2 separate regions of the Homo sapiens genome follow, and region 1 is linked to region 2. A link is a loop called in an ENCODE intact Hi-C map of the cell type or tissue named here. Cell type or tissue: prostate gland. All regions are shown on one strand.

Evidence for each region. Peaks named below come from ENCODE experiments on the same cell type or tissue, not always from the same donor. Only the 100,000 strongest peaks of a DNase experiment are listed, where the experiment ranks them.
Region 1: it touches region 2 in a loop (5-fold over the local background); 6 of 110 quality-filtered maps call a loop at or near these places.

What each region holds. Positions count from the first base shown.
Region 1 is chr7:150,291,535-150,299,534 of GRCh38, forward strand. ACTR3C (actin related protein 3C) reads right to left here. Exons shown (of 8, transcript NM_001164458.2): 2 at 3,718-3,813; 3 at 1,778-1,885. The coding sequence starts at 3,762. Among named protein-coding and RNA genes, the nearest start is that of LRRC61, 28 kb to the right of the region's middle. In prostate gland, no CTCF peak of the experiment used is centred here; no DNase peak of the experiment used is centred here.
Region 2 is chr7:150,385,571-150,393,570 of GRCh38, forward strand. It overlaps ZNF775 (zinc finger protein 775), which reads left to right. Exons shown (of 3, transcript NM_173680.4): 2 at 2,852-2,931. The coding sequence starts at 2,901. Among named protein-coding and RNA genes, the nearest start is that of ZNF775-AS1, 5.6 kb to the left of the region's middle. RefSeq lists enhancers at 612-1,184, 1,185-1,755, 2,990-3,588. In prostate gland, a CTCF peak has its summit at 3,512; a DNase peak (open chromatin) is centred at 3,491; H3K27ac peaks cover 728 bases.

The DNA of each region.
Region 1 (8,000 bases), 94 kb before region 2:
CCAAATTTTCAATGACTAATGTAATTTTTATAGCTGGAGGAAAAACTGAACTAAGATACGATTAAAAATCTTTTCAAACAACTTTCTTAGTGGGCCTGGACACACTGTGAAATGTATTTTCTTTCCTTTTCCTAAATCAGACATAAGAAATAGGCAAAGAACCAAAGGGGGTGCAGGCCAGGGGCCTACGGGGGCCTCATCTTGGATCTCAGCAGCGCAGTTCTCTGAGGAAATGGCAGCCTGAGTTCTCGGTGAGTGCTCTGCACCCAGGGCACTAACTCTTCTCAAGATCCACCGAAAGGAGTGCTGAGACTGGCTTGAAGGGGGCTCAAGTCTAGAGCACACTTCACAGGGCAGGGCAGCCACCTCTCCTCCCCACAGGAAGGACACATAGCCAGGAGTACAAGGTATGGGGGCGGGAGGCTGGCTTTTTTCTCCCTGACTGTAGGCCCATCGACCATTAAGCCTTTCCTCTGCAGTGATACCTAACCTTCAAGGAATTAAAGGCATTGGTATTAGTACATCACCCCATCACCTTCTCAAAATGAAATGGTGACCATTTTTTCAATTAAATTAAATGATTTTTGAAAATCCTAATTTGCATTTTAAAAGAGCTGTGTGTATGTAAATATATACACAAACACACCCCCCCATATACATATGCAGAAACATTATCTGTAACATAACAGAAGTAACTAGCAATGGTGGTTCCTGAGGAGGAGACCTCAAAGGAGAAAGACCAGGATGAGTCTGACTTCCCTCTGAATACCCTCTTCAGACACTTCTGATACATTTTCCAAAAAAAATGAATTTAAGATAATTCCTTTAAATAGTCCATTGGACCAAAAGAAAAATTCAGAGATCTCTTGAAACCCAAATTAGGAATCACTTCTCTGAAACCAAAAAGTGGTATTGCAGAGCCTTCTGCAAGCCAAAATGTACAATCTCCCCTTCTTGGCTTTTAAATTTTTTTTTTTTTTTTTTGAGACGGAGTTTCGCTCTTGTTGCCCAGCTGGGGTGCAATGGCGCGATCTCGGCTCACTGCAACCTCCATCTCCCGGGTTCAAGCGATTCTCCTGCCTCAGCCTCCCAGGTAGCTGGGACAGGCATGCGCCACCACACCTGGCTAATTTTGTATTTTTAGTAGAGACAGGGTTTCTCCATGTTGGTCAGGCAGGTCTCGAATTCCCGACCTCAGGTGATCCGCCCGCCTTGGCCTCCCAAAGTGCTGGGATTACAGGCGTGAGCCACCGCGCCCAGCCCTTAAATAAATTTTTAAAACAAAAAGCAATTTTTCCAAGCTTGAGCTGGTTGCCATTCACATCTTTTCAGAGAACACAGATGTGCTCCTTCAAATGGCCACGCACTGCACCTACAAATTCAACATCCAAAACGGTGTCTATCTCCCAACATGTCGGAATAACCCCGGAAAATGTTCTTGTTGATGTTACACCCACGGGGATCAAGCAGAGGCTCTGAAGATCCAGAGACATCCTGGACATTCTCTGACATTCTGACTGTAAAAATATGCCACCATGAATTGAAAATTGCCAAAGCCACAATAATTGGCCATCCTTTTCATTCTTTCCCACATACTTGGGGAATTCCTTTATATAAGGTGGCAAAAAATAAAAAACTTTTATTATCTTTCTAAGTACAACTATCATCTAAATTGTATTTTCATTACAGAAGAGGTTTTTTTTTTTTTTAATTTCCATCCTTACCTCGAATCAGGTGTTAAGCCTACAGAGACTTATATATTAACTATTCTGCTTACCACTGGGATAACATGGGTGACTCCATCTCCGCTGTCAATGACTATCCCCGTTAATGTACGTTCACCCACTTGTCGAGATGTCCAAGATGCCGCCAAGGCCAGCACTGCCTGGAGAAAAGACATGAAAACCGCTCGCACATAGGAACTCTTTCTAAAGCCACCTGCCTGCTCCTTCCAGGTCCAATCAACAAACTCTCTTACTTAATATGTCTGAGTAACTCTTTCCTTTTCCTATCCATCCTCTAACCCCTGTCCCTCAAATTCCAATTCAAACTTGGACAACTAACACGAAAATGTTGAGTACTTACAACTATAGGAGTCAAGTTTTCAATAAAGAAACGTGGCTGACTGTGGTGACTCATGCCTGTAATCCCAACACTTTGGGAGGCCAAGGTAGGCAGATCACTTGAACCCAAGAGTTCGAGACCAGCCTGGGCAACATGGTGAAACCCCATCTCTACAAATAATACAAAAATTAGCCAGGCGTGGTGACACGCACCTGTACTCCCAGCTACTCGGGAGACTGAGGTGGGAGGATCCCTTCATCCCAGAAGGTCGCAGCTAGAGTGAGCCATAATCGCACCACTGCACTCCAGCCTGGACAACACAGTGAGACCTTGTCTCAAAAATAAAAAAAAGAAAGAAAGAAAAAAAACTAAGGTTTTACAAAGAAAAGCCAGTGAAAAAGATATTTCATTATAGAATCATAAGATTTTAATTTCTACTTCATTGGTTTCCGGCGTGGGGCCACAGATTGGCAATGAGGTCACTTGTGGCGTTGTTTAAAATACAGATTACTAGGCCTCACACCCAGAAATTCTAATCTGGAAGGTACAGGGTAATTTTTCAACCAAAGAAAATGTTGCCCCAAAGGGAACATCTGACAATATCTGGTACCATTTTCTTCGTCGGGGCGGGGAGGCTTGAGGTGGGGCTGCTGTCTTCTAGTGGGCAGAGGCCAGGGATGCCGCTACGCTCCCCGCAATGCACACGGCGGCGCCCACAACAAAGGACTACCCAGCCCAAAGCACTGAGGGTGGAAAACCCTGGTCGAAGACGAAGCCCAAAATCTGTGCTTCTAAAAACATTCTCCAGGTAAACTTGCTGCACAGACCACTTTGAGAACCACCAGTCTTATGTCTCCTGAAGTGTTTCCCTAGGCCATGGAATATAAGTAACTTAGCCAGGGGGAAGATCTGTAGTTAAATGAATTTGGAAGTGCTAGAATACATAGATTTCGACACAGGAATGCTCAGAGCCTGGACTGTGCTGATAGGCACTGTGAATCAGCCCGAGAAAGCTGCAGGATGCAGCATCGCCCAAATTCATCTTTCTATGGAACTTTTCCTCCTCCTCCTCCTCCTTAGAAGTGACTAGTATTATGCAGAAAACATTTGGGCAACACCCATCTCATTTATTCCCCAAAATTTCAGTCAATTCCCTTACATAAGGTGGCAGGCAAATAATGACCAAATGCAACCAAAAAATATCACACCAAGAACCGCAGCTTCAGAACAAGTTCTGCGAGCTCATGAAAACACAGGGTCCCTCAGAATCAAGTACACTGGGACTCATAAGAGCCCAAAATCGGAAAGGGGAAACCTCTAAAGGTAATTATTTTGTTTTTCTGATCAAAGTCAAAGATGCCAAAAGAAGAAGCACATCTACACCTATATCTTGTCACCCAGATAAAAATGCATGAGACTTTAATGCATGTAAAAAGAGCCAGACGACGTCTATACCAAAAAATGGCATCAATATAAAAAGAAAAGTCATGGGACACCTTCCCTATAGTCCTGAATGGCATGGGGACGGGGGAGGGAGTGGAAAAAGGAAGGGCACACAGCGCAGTCTTCCAGCGGAGAACCTTGGGAAATACCATTTCTTCCGCTACTAGACAGCTCAGGTGCTTTAGGAATCACAAACATAACTGGTTTTACCTGAACTGCAATGTAGAGTCCTGGAACGTTAAATGATTCGAACATAATTTCTGCAAGATACTCTCTGTTTTCTGGTGTATTGAGTGGAGGTTCTGTCTGTAAGAAAACATTCACTATATTTAGTGTTTACCCAAATTTCATGTAAATACATCAGAACCATAAACAGGTTAACCTGAAAGTATGTTAGCGAGGACATTATACAATTCCCTAATTTTACAGACAGAGGATGCCCAAAGTGTATTAAAGAAATCTGGCCGTGGGCCTTAAAAGCTTTAAGACGTCAGAGTAAATACTTCTCTGAAGGCCTCTGTTCTTATTACCCACCCAAATTAGAACAAGTTACAGAAAAAGAAACTCTTATCTTCAATAACATAACACCTAAACACCCTGAAACTGAATATCCCAGAAGCAAGTTGCCAAGGGCTATGAAAACACAACCAAGACGAGTGAGGACATCAAAGGCGAACCGGTGACTTCAGGTCTCAGCAAAGGAGAGCCAGAGGAGCAGCAGCAAGCCCTTGCTCAGGACAGGCCGGTGTGAGGAGCCACAGGGTGGCAGAGCAGGCAGGGTTAGGCCAAGCACCCTTACAGTCCAGCGGCAAGGGAAGAGTCCAGGGCAGATCACAGCTTCCCCCAGACGCTGCCCAGGACCTCCCCAGCCTACCCACACGCCATTAGTCCAGAAGAACTCTGCTCATTCAGAGACGAGTAAGGGGCACAAAGAAGCCAGCCAACAGTGATATAAAAACACTCAAAGAGAAAGAAAAGGGACAGAGAAAAGAGGAAAAACAAATGGCAGACAAAAACACATATCCAGGGGCAGGCGTGGTAGCTCACGCCCATCATCCTAGCACTTTAGGAGGCTGAGGAGGGAGGATCACTTGAGTCCAGGAGTTTGAGACCAGCCTGGGCAATATTGGGAGACCCCACCTCTATGAAAAAATTTAAAAGTCAGCCAAGTGTGGTGGCACATGCCTGTGATCCCAGCTACTCGGGGGCTGAGGTAGGACCACTTGAGCCTCGGAGGTGAAGACTACATGAACCAAGATTGTGCCACTGCACTCCAACCTGGGTGACAGAGCAAGATCCTGTCTCCAAAAGACCGAAAAAAAAAAATATCTGGAAAAATATTGAAACAAAGCAGATAAAAATTCCCAAGAATTTCCAAAGACATTTCCAAGAATCCAAGTATCTATTTTAAAACAATAACCATCATCAAACAGGAGGAAATGACAGACAACAGAAACAGAAAAAGAATAAATAAACTTGATTTTTCTCATTCAACAATATACTATGAACATTTTTCCTTGTCAACAAATATGGGTCTATATCTCGTATTTAAAACTGAAAAAATAAAAAGTCTCTGGACCTTTGGGCAAAACGTATACATTACCCTTTATTATGAATGAACTGTGCTCCCCCTACCTCCAGTTCATACATTAAAGCCCTAACTCCCAGTGTACTATAATTGGAAATAGGGCCTTTCAAGAGGTCATCACGGTTACCTGAGGTCATAGGGGTGGGGCCCTAATTTGACAGGACTGGAGGAAGGTCTTCTAAGAAAAGGAAGAGACACCAGAAATCAGTCTCTCTCTCCTATTCTCTCCCCACTCTACGCTCACACAGGGGAAAGGCATGTGAGGACCCAGCAGGAAAGGTGACCACATACAAGCCAGGAAGAGGGCTGCGCCAGGAGCCAACCCCGACGGCACCTCGACCTTGGACTTCTAACCTCCAGAACTGTGAGAAAACAACGAACTGTCTGCTGTTTAAGCCACCCAACCTGTGGTATAAACAAAATTACAGCAGCCGAGTAGACTAATACACCCCTACGACAGGGAAAGTACAATCAGCCTCAGCCTTCAACACGGCTACATTTAACACTAGGACACATAGGGCCACACTTAAGAGTCTTCAAGGGAAGAAGGTACGACCCAAGAATTCTATATCTGGCCACAGTGTCAATCAAGTATGTTACAAAATCAAAATATCTAATATTTGAGATGATGGATATGCTAATTACCCTGATCTGATAACCACACATTATATGTATCAAAACTTCACTCTGTACCCCATAAATATGCACATTATGTGTCAATTTAAAAAAAAAACAATAAAATAAAATACTAAGGAGAAAAAATATATATCCTTAAACATACAAGAACTTGGAAAATTTCATTCCCATGAGCCAAAATGTATGGGTTCATGAACTATTAGAGGATAAACTTTATCCACTCAAGAAGAATGCAGAAAGTCCAGCAAAAGACTTACAGTGAGCAATGAAGCCATTTAAGACGTAGGAATAAAGACTTTTCTTTGGCCGGGCACGGTGGCTCATGCCTGTAATCCCAGCACTTTGGGAGGCCGAGGCGGGCGGATCACCTGAGGTCAGGAGTTTGAGACCAGCCTGGCCAACATGGGGAAACCCCATCTCTACTAAAAATACAAAAATTAGCCAGGCATGGTGGTGTGCACCTGTAGTCCCAGCTACTTGGGTGGTTGAGGCAGGAGAATTGCTTGAACGTGGGAGGCGGAGGTTGCAGTGAGCTGAGATCACACCACTGCATTCCAGCCTGGGCGATGGAGTGAGACTCCGTCTCAAAAAAAAAAAAAAAAAAAAAGACTTTTATTTTCTGGGAATTAAGAACAGAATGTAAATGTTATAAATTTTAATGGAAAAAAATGATATCAAGTTGAGCAGTGCACAAGGAAAGAAGGAGAGAGTGTAAAGACACTTGCCTCTTACAGTGAAATCAAAAGATATTATTTAAAACTGATAAAGTATCAGAGGCATTAGTAAACATAAAGTTATAAATGTTAACACTGGAATAAGTTTAGTAACATCATTAATCAAAAGCAGGTGGTGGAGAGAAGGAAGGGGAGGCAAGAACATGTGGCAATACCAACCTGGTCACTGATTACAGCAGGAAGGAGCTAGTTACCCCTAAACAAATACAGGGTAAACATATCAAATTATACTAAAATATGCAAACATGAGTCCTTTTAATCATTACCAAGAACACACACCCAATACAAAGCAAAGAGAAAAATAAGTCTTCAGTTAAAAAATACTAATACATAAATAAAGTACATTAAAAACATGAAGCATAACATTTTAAAAAAATAGTTAAATTAAGACCAAACATATCTGTCACACAGTAGCATGCCATACCAGTCCGATTAAGAGATGTGAAGTCAAACTGACTGGGATCAAATCCCAGCCTTCCACTTTACTAGGCTTGGTAAGCTATTTCCTCTCTCCCTGAGTCTCCTCATGGGTAAAGTGCAGGTAATTAGTACCCCACTCAGAGAGTTGGAAAGATTAAAGGCAGTCTAAATAATGTGCTTAGAGCAGTACTGGATACACAGATGTGTTCAATGGAAGTGAGTTGCTATTACTAAAATTATCAGCAAATACAAATGGGAAATTCAACTACTAAAAGTCTCTCAGTTAAAAACAAAAACAAAATCAAATTACATTCTGAGGTTAAGAGACCCAACTAAAACAAAGTAGCTTGGAAAGGTAAAAAGTCAACATTGTCTGTATCAGAAGATCAGAAACAACCTAAATACCCATCACTAAACACTTTGGAACAATTTAAAAAAATGAACTCTATGAAGAAACAATCTCTATGATGAATTGTTAAGTGAAAAAGAGAAAGGTGTCTCCATTCCGTATACATTCTTAAATATCCTTCTGCTTCAACAATTTGTAATGAAAACTTTTTTTTTTTTTTTTTTTTTTTTGAGACAGAGTCTCACTCTGTCAACCAGGCTCAAGTGCAGTAGCCCAATCTCGGATCTCTGGGAGACTCCACCTCCCAGAATTCAAGCAATTCTCCTGCCTCTGCCTCCAGAGTAGCTGGGATTACAGGCACATGCCGTCACGCTCAGTTAAGTTTTGTATTTTTAGTAGAGACAGGGTTTCACGATGTTGGCCAGGCTGGTCTCGAGCTCCTGACCTCAAGTGATCCACCACTTCGGCCTCCCAAAGGCTGGGATTACAAGGCGTGAGCCACCATGCCAGGCCAAAAACTATTTTTAAAAAACAAGGTGTGGTAGCCGGGTGTGTGCCTGTAGTCCCAGCTACTCAGGAGGCTGAGGCAGGAGGATCACTCCAGCCCAGGAGGTCGAGGCTGTCTGTAGTGGCTGTATGACTGCACCTGTGAATAGCCACTGCACTCCAGCTTGGACAACATAGAGACCCCCTCTCAAAAAAAAAAAAAAAAAAAAAAAAAAAAAACAAAAAACAGGCTGGGTGGTGTGGCTCACACCTGTAATCC
Region 2 (8,000 bases):
AAGACGGAAGCTCTCAGCCTGCATGTAGCCGGCAGGTGCAGCCCGTTACAGACATGTTCTCAGGATAAACAGCAACCAGCCCTCCAGCAAGAGGACTGGACATTACCATTTGTCACACGCAGGCAGGTCGTCCTAAATTCACCTCATAATTGGAGTGACCATCTGTGTTAGCTAATTGCCTTTACCCACAGGAAAAATAAAGTTCTTATATTTTTATGACAGGAGATAGTTTTGTGATTTGGAGCCAGGCACCTGCTGAAATTAGGCTCCTACCCTCCCATGGAGACTGGGAGGCAGGGGTGATGTCTTCCTTGATACTTAAATTTCAAAGAAATGGCCCCCAGGACCTTGGGAAAGACAGTCCTGGGTTGTAATGTTGGCAGAAGGCTTATTTAGCTTTTTTTTGAGACAGAGTCTCACTCTGTCACAATCTCGGCTCACTGCAACCTCTGCCTCCTGAGTTCAAACAATTTTCCTGTCTCAGCTTCCCGAGTAGCTGGGATTACAGACATGTGCCACTACACCCAGCTAAGTTTTGTATTTTTAGTAGAGACGGGGTTTCCCCACGTCGGCCAGGCTTGTCTCAAACTCCTGACCTCAGGTGATCTACCCACCTCAGCCTTCCAAAGTGCTGGGAATACAGGCATGAACCACCGTGCCCAGCCTTATTTAACTTTTAAAAAGATTTATTTCTACTTGAGGAGCATTTACTGCAAAAATAAAAAATAAAGATTCACATGCATCTCAAAAAGACAGAGATAGAGCTTATTAATTAGAAGTTTCTAAACAAAATGCTCTTGAAAAAAGTGGGTGTCTCTTCTTCTCTTTGCACCAGGGAAAATGACTTTCTGCATTTTCTAGATTCATATTCACCCCTCCCCCGACGTCTCTTGTCAGGGTCCAGATTCCCAGTCTGTGTGTGTGCCCCCAGTGTCTGGGCTCTGAAGGGGACCTAGGAGAGGGAGTCTGGGTCTCTGCGAGGCTCTCGGGCCCTGGGGTGGGTGTTTCTGTGGGGGTGGCCGAGCCAGGGTGCCTGGGAGGAGGGGCTGACTGAAATCTGGAAGAGCCCCTCCCTGAGGCAGCAGGAAGGACGAGCTGTGCATCTCTGTGGGGCAGCCACATCTTTGCTCTGCTAGGGGGTACAGGTGCACGGGACCACATCCCTGTCCTTAGGAGAGGTGCACCCCCAGCGAGGAGGAGATGAGTCTTCAGGCTGCACAGCTCCTGGCCAGGCAGGGCAGCACATTCCTGCCACCTGCATTTGTTACGGGCCCTCTGTGTGCCCGGCTCTGCTCTGAGCCCTGCGGATCCAGCAGCAAGCATGAAGAGCTCCTGACCTTGCTGTGGTGGGGAACAGAAAAGTTAAGATCATGTCAGGTGGCAAAAATGTTAGAGAGGAAACGGGAGGTGGAGTTAGGCTGGTGACTGTAAATAGGAGCGCCAGGGGCCAGCACGGTGGCTCACGCCTGTAATCCCAGCACTTTGGGAGACCGAGGTGGGTAGATCACAAGGTCAGGAGTTCAAGACCAGCCTGGCCAATATGGTGAAACCCTGTCTCTACTAAAAATACAAAAATTAGCTGGGTGTGGTGGCGCACACCTGTAATCCCAGCTACTTAGGAAGCTGAGGCAGGAGAATCACTTGAACCCAGGAAGTGGTGATTGTAGCGAACTGAGATTGGGCCACTACACTCTCAGCCTGGGCAACAGAGGAAGACTCTGTCTCAAAAAAAAAAAAAAAAAAGAAGCACAAGGGATGCCTGCTCTGAGAAGGGGACATTTAAGCTGGGAGCTGATAGAAGTGTGGGGGGCAAGCCAGGCGGGGATCTGCGGTGAGGGGACAGCCAGGGCAAAGGCGTGGGGCATCCACACAGCAGTGTGACCTGTCCTGTCATGTTCCAGGCACAGAGTGAGCCACTCAGGAAGCGCTCAGAAGACTTGGGCATAAAAACAAAAAAAGAAGGCCGGGCGCAGTGGCTCACGCCTGTAATCCCAGCACTTCAGGAGACTGAGGCGGGCGGATCATGAGGTCAGGAGATGGAGACCATCCTGGCTAACACGGTGAAACCCCGTCTCTACTAAAAATACAAAAAAATAGCCAGGCGTGGTGGCGGGCGCCTGTAGTCCCAGTTACTCAGGAGGCTGAGGCAGAATGGCGTGAACCTGGGAGGCGGAGCTTGCAGTGAACTGAGATCCCGCCACTGCACTCCAGCCTGGGCAACAGAGCGAGACTCCATCTCAAAAAAAAAAGATGAATCCTACATCAGTGAACTGGGCATGGGCTCAGCAATGCCCAATTGACCGTGTGTGTTCTTGTATGGAGATGGCTGGCCCCGAAGCTCCCCAGAGGGATTTGTGCTAGAACATGGATGGGGACTTTGAAAGAGGGGGCGGGTGACGGAGGAAACGTGTAGGGCCATTCTGCCTTCCGGGTGCATTCCTCATGGCCAGTCGCAGACATGTCTCTAACCTTACTCCAGGCTCCTGCTTCTCAGGCGTGGTGTCCATCACATGCCGCCCTGCGAATGTTGAGGGTGTGGGCTCTCGTGTGGGAGTTAGAAGACCTGGGTTTTTGTCCAGCTCTGCCATTCATCACCTCCATGACTCTGGGCACATCAGGGGTCCTTCGTGGTCTCAGTTTCCTCTTTTGTAAAATGGGAATTATGGCTGTTTTACCTTCTCAGCAGGTATGCTTACAATGAAAGAACCCCTGCCCATGTCGAATGTGGCTATGGATAGAAAAGCTCTTTGGAAAAGAGAGTGCTTTATGGGATGGGAGGGGGGCTGGGGACCCTGAGTTTTGTCCTTGTCCCACAGGCCCATTCTCTTTCTTCTGCTTCTCTTTCTGACAGATGGCAGGAAAGGGACACAGCCGGCGCTGATGCTGGGAGGCCTCCAGGGATGGAGAGTGGCCTGGCTGGCAACGGCACAGGTAAGAGAGAAGAAAGAGGAGGCAGGGGAGCGGGGTCTCCTCTGCTGAGGTCACGTGCCCTTATCTTTTCTAAAGCCAGGCGCGAGCCAGTGCCCTCAGCCAGTAGCTAGTACATCCCACTGATGCAGAATTTCAGGGTGGGGACCAGGACTTAGACAGCCATGTCAAAGAATGGAACAATGACAGAGGCTGTGGGAGCTCAAAAAATGGCAAAGCCTGGTCCATTAACTTGCCCAGCAAGGGGACACATGTGCACCCATGCCTTGTAGAAATTGAGGTGTTATTTACGTGCTAGAACAGGGAGTTTGTGGGGTTATACTAATTAGACACGGAAAACTGGCACTCTAGGTAGGACGATTGGAACAAACCTGTGGCTCATCAGTCAGGACATTGTCTTCAGTTCAGTCCATTAACGCTTCCTGGGGGTCACTCAAAGTTCAGGGTCGTTATTGGCTAAGCCGCTTAGAGCTGGTTGTGATGAAATACATGCTGCCAGTGGAAAGTTTGCCCGCACAGTCATGTGCTTTTGGCTGGAGCCCCTGCCCAGCGTCCCTGCGCCTGGAGTGGAGCAGCCCCTGGCGTCTGTGTGTAGCACTTGCAGCCCTTCCTGGAGTGCCCTGTCGCATGTGGCGTGTGGCCCAGCTGCCAGAAGGGCTCTAGGCCCCTTGGCAGGGTTGAGTCCAGAGCACACCGGCTACCCTTGGGAACCCTGCCCTTTGGCACAGTGTGACTCGGGTTTCTTTACCTCCCTCTCCCCTCCCAGGGGAATTGCCCCATAGACCCCAGGGCCCCTTCCTCATTGCCTCTGTGGGAAGAGCCGCCTCCCCTCCCAGGAATATCATGTCAGGAGACCCAAGACTGAGACAAAAATCAGGCAGCGGGGTAAAAGAGAAACGTGGCCGCAAGTGCAAAACATGGCAGCGTGGTGTGTGGACACAGACCCTCAGGGAGCCTAGCCATGCAGCTGCGTGCCTGTCCAAGGAGCCAGGTGGTGGCAGGAGCACCCTAGCTGCATGTGTGTTTTGGAAATTCCAGTGGAACTCAGAGCACATGTGCCCAGCGTGTTATAGAAGGCCCTTTCCCCAGATAGACTCATACCTGGGATCCTGAGTCACTGTGAGGTTGCTCTGGTTGATGTGAGCTGTGGTCTGCTGGGGTCCTCTCTCCTCTCTACGGCAGCTTCTGGGGAACCCTGTGGTTTTAGAGAAGAGTTTGAAAAACACTAGCCTAGACTCCTGGAGACACGGAGGCACGTGGGGACTGGCCTCTGGCCAGACTGAGGGAACCACTCATCTGGAGGACCCCGTTTTTCAGACAATTGACAGCTTACCTCTTTTAAGCAACTTTTAATTTTTATTTGTGTGTGTGTGTGTGTGTGTGTGTGTGTGTGTGTGTGTGTGTGTGTGTGTGTGTGTGTGTTATGGCAAAATATACGCAACACTTACCATTGTAACCATTTTTAAGTGTACGGTTCAGTGGCATCAGTACATTCAGTGTTGTGTAGCCATCACTGCCATCTATTTCCACAACATTTTCATCACCTGGGAAACTGTACTCATGGAGCAATAATCTGTGCTTTGCACCTTCTAATTTTATCTGAACCATTAAAACCTAAAACATGATCCTTTTCATGATGACTGAGGAGCGGTGCCATTATTTCGGGACTCTCCACGGGCAGGCCAGTGGCCTGCGCTCTTCATATGGATACCTGAACCCTCGGGAGTGTGCCTGGGGCTGCTGGAGCCCCAGCACACTCCACCTCAGCTCCAGGGCCTCCAGGGATGCGTGCTGGACTTAGCACCTCGCCCAACCCAGTCATTTGCGTCCGCCAGGGGCCCTTCGGCAGGTGGATGTGACAGCACTGTCCTGGCATCCTGGGGCTCTCTGGCCCACAGTCATCTTTCTGGCTGGAGAGGGCTGAGGGGGAACCAGCCATCAGCCACCTGATGGACACAGCACAGCCACCGGTCTCAGATTGGTGTGACTCATCCTGGATCATGCCTGTGTGTATACATAGAGACATATGGTTTAATTTTTTATGAATTCAATCAGATGATTCATATGGTTTTTCAACTTGTTTTTTGTTTTCTCTTAAAATGTTTTGAGAATCTTTTCATATTGGCATACATAGTTCTTTTCCATTCTTTTTACTTGATGCATAGTATTCCATATTATGAAGGGAACTATTTTTTAGGATAATTAAGTTATTTTCCATTGTTTGCTGATTACAAAGAACACTTCAGTGAATATTCCTGGACATTCCTCTTTACACTCGTATGTCAGTATTTCTTTGGTGAACACGTGGGATGGAATTGCTGGCTGGAAAGGGCCAGAAGGCTCTCCACACTTCTAATTTTAATAAACACTGTCAGATCGTCCTCCACAAATTCTGCCTCAGTTTATGCTCTCAGAATACCCATGTGTATACTTGTTCTCCTGTGTAGTGTCCACGCATATTGTAAAGTAGAGGTATTATTGATTTTTTAAATTTTTGTTGGTATGAGGGGTTGAAAGATGCTACACTTTTAGTTTGCATTTTGTTGATGACTAGTGGGGTTGAACCTCTTTTTATCACGTATAGGAGTCTGTTTTATAGTCTGGATACTAAGCGTTTGTCTATTCTATATCTGCACATATTTTTTCCTGGACTTGCACTGTCCAGCACGTGGCCTAGCCACATAGGACTCTTCTAGTTTAAGTTTAGGTTTAAATTAACTTAAGTACGGCCAGGCGCGGTGGCTCACGCCTGTAATCCCAGCACTTTGGGAGGCCCAGTTCGGTGGATCACCTGAGGTCAGGAGTTTGAGACCCGCCTGGCCAACATGGTGAAACCCCATCTCTACTAAAAATACAAAACTTAGCTGGGTGTGGTGGTGGGCGCATGCAATCACAGCTACTTGGGAGGCTGAGGCAGGAGAATCACTTGAACTCCAGAGGTAGAGGCTGCAGTAAGCCAAGATCGCGCCATTGCATTCCAGCCTGGGTGACTGAGGGAGACTCTGTCTCAAAAATAAATAAATAAATAAAAATTAGTTAATTAATTTAAATACAATTAAAAATGTCATTTCTTAGTTGCACTAGTCACATTTCAAGTGCTCAGTAACCACATGTGTTTCAAGAGCTCAGATGTAAACTGTTTTTGCTATTGCAGAAGGTTCTGTGGGAAAATGCTGCTCTAAATTCCCATTTCTTTTTCCTTTCTTTCTTTTTTTTTTTTTTTTTTTTTGAGATAGAGTTTTTGCTTTTTTTGCCCAGGCTGGAGTGCAGTGGTGTGATATCAGCTCACTGCAACCTCTGCCTCCCTGGTTCGGGTGATTTTCCTGCCTCAGCCTCCTGAGTAGCTGGGATTGCAGGCACATGCTACCACACCCGGCTAATTGTTTTGTATTTTTAGTAGAGACGGGGTTTCACCATGTTGGCCAGGCTGGTCTTGAACTCCTGACCTCAGGTGATCCTCCCGCCTCGGCCTCCCAAATTGTTGGGATTACTGACGTGAACCACTGCACCTGGCGGAAATTCCCATTTCTATTGGACTTATGTTTATAGTATCTTTTGTCATACAGATGTTTTAAATTTAGTTTTTATCTTTTGTATCCTGTTTAAGAAGGCTTTTAATTACCTCTGGATTCTAAGCAAATTCTCCTAATTCTTCTAATACTTCCATTTCCTTTTTTTAAGCTGGCACTTAAGTCCATCTGGAACTGATTTTTATAAACAATCTTCACTATGAATCTAACTTAAATATTTTCCCCAAAGAGAGAGTTGGTTCTAAGTCGATGAATAGCCTTTTTCCATGGACTTGGAATATCTCTTGTATCATGTATCAAACAATACTGTTCCATTGGCCTATTTGTCTATTATGTGTACTGTACATTATTGTAATGATTATATTTAGCATTTTTACTTTTACTTTTATTGTTTTGTGGAAGGGAATCTGACTTGCAGCCTTAAGTCACCAGGCCCACCATGGAAGAGCCATGCCAATAACAATAACAACTGTGTCAGTCAAGAGTTCGGTTTTATTTTCTTTTTTTCCCAAATGGATCTCTCTCTCTCTCTCTCTCTCTCTCTCTCTCTCTCTCTCTGCAGTGGCATGATCAGGGCTCACTGCAGCCTCAGCCTCCTGGGCTCAAGCAGTCCTCCCACCTCAGCCTCCAGAGTAGCTGGGACTACAGGTGTGCACCACCACACCCAGCTAATTTAATAAATTTTTTATACAGACAGGTGTTGCTATGTTGCCTAGGCTGGTCTTCAACTCCTGCACTTAAGCAATCCTCCTGCCTTAGCCTCCCAAAGTGCTGGGATTACAGGCAAGAGCCACTGTGCTTGACCTAGACTTTATCTTTTAGAGCAATTTTAGCTTTACAGAAAAATTGTGAAGAAAGTAGAGTTCCCCTATACCTTAGCTCCAGTTTCTCCTATTATTAACATTTTGCATTCATATGGTACATTTGTTATAACTGATGAACCAATATAGATACATTTTTATTACCTAAAGTCTGTAGTTGACATTAGGGTTCTCTTTTGGTCTTGTACCTTACCTGGGTTTTGACAAAGGCATAATGTCCCGTATCACTATTATAGTATCATACAGAATATTTCACTGCCCCCCAAGTTCCCTGTGCTCCGTCTGTTCATCTCTCCCTACCCCCCAACCCCTGGCTACCACTGGTTTTTAAATTCTCTCTGTAGTTTTGCCCTTTCCAGAATGTCATATAGTTGAAGTCATACAGTGTGTAGCCTTTTATGTTGACGTCTTTCACCTAGAAGTTTGCATGTAGGGTACCTCCATGGCTTTTTTGACTTAATAGCTTACTTCTTTTTATTGTTGACTAATATTCCATCATGCGGAGTTATCCATTCACCCACTGAAGGACACTGTGGTTCCTGCCCAGTTCTGGCAGTTAGGAATAAAGCTATAAAAATTCATGTGTAGTTTTCTGTGTGGACAGAGGTTTTCAGCTCTTTTGGGTAAATACCTAGGAGAGCGACTGCTGGATTGGATGGTAAGCCTGTATTTAGCTTTGTAAGAAACTGCTGAACTGCCTTCCAGAGTGGTGGCAGCACTT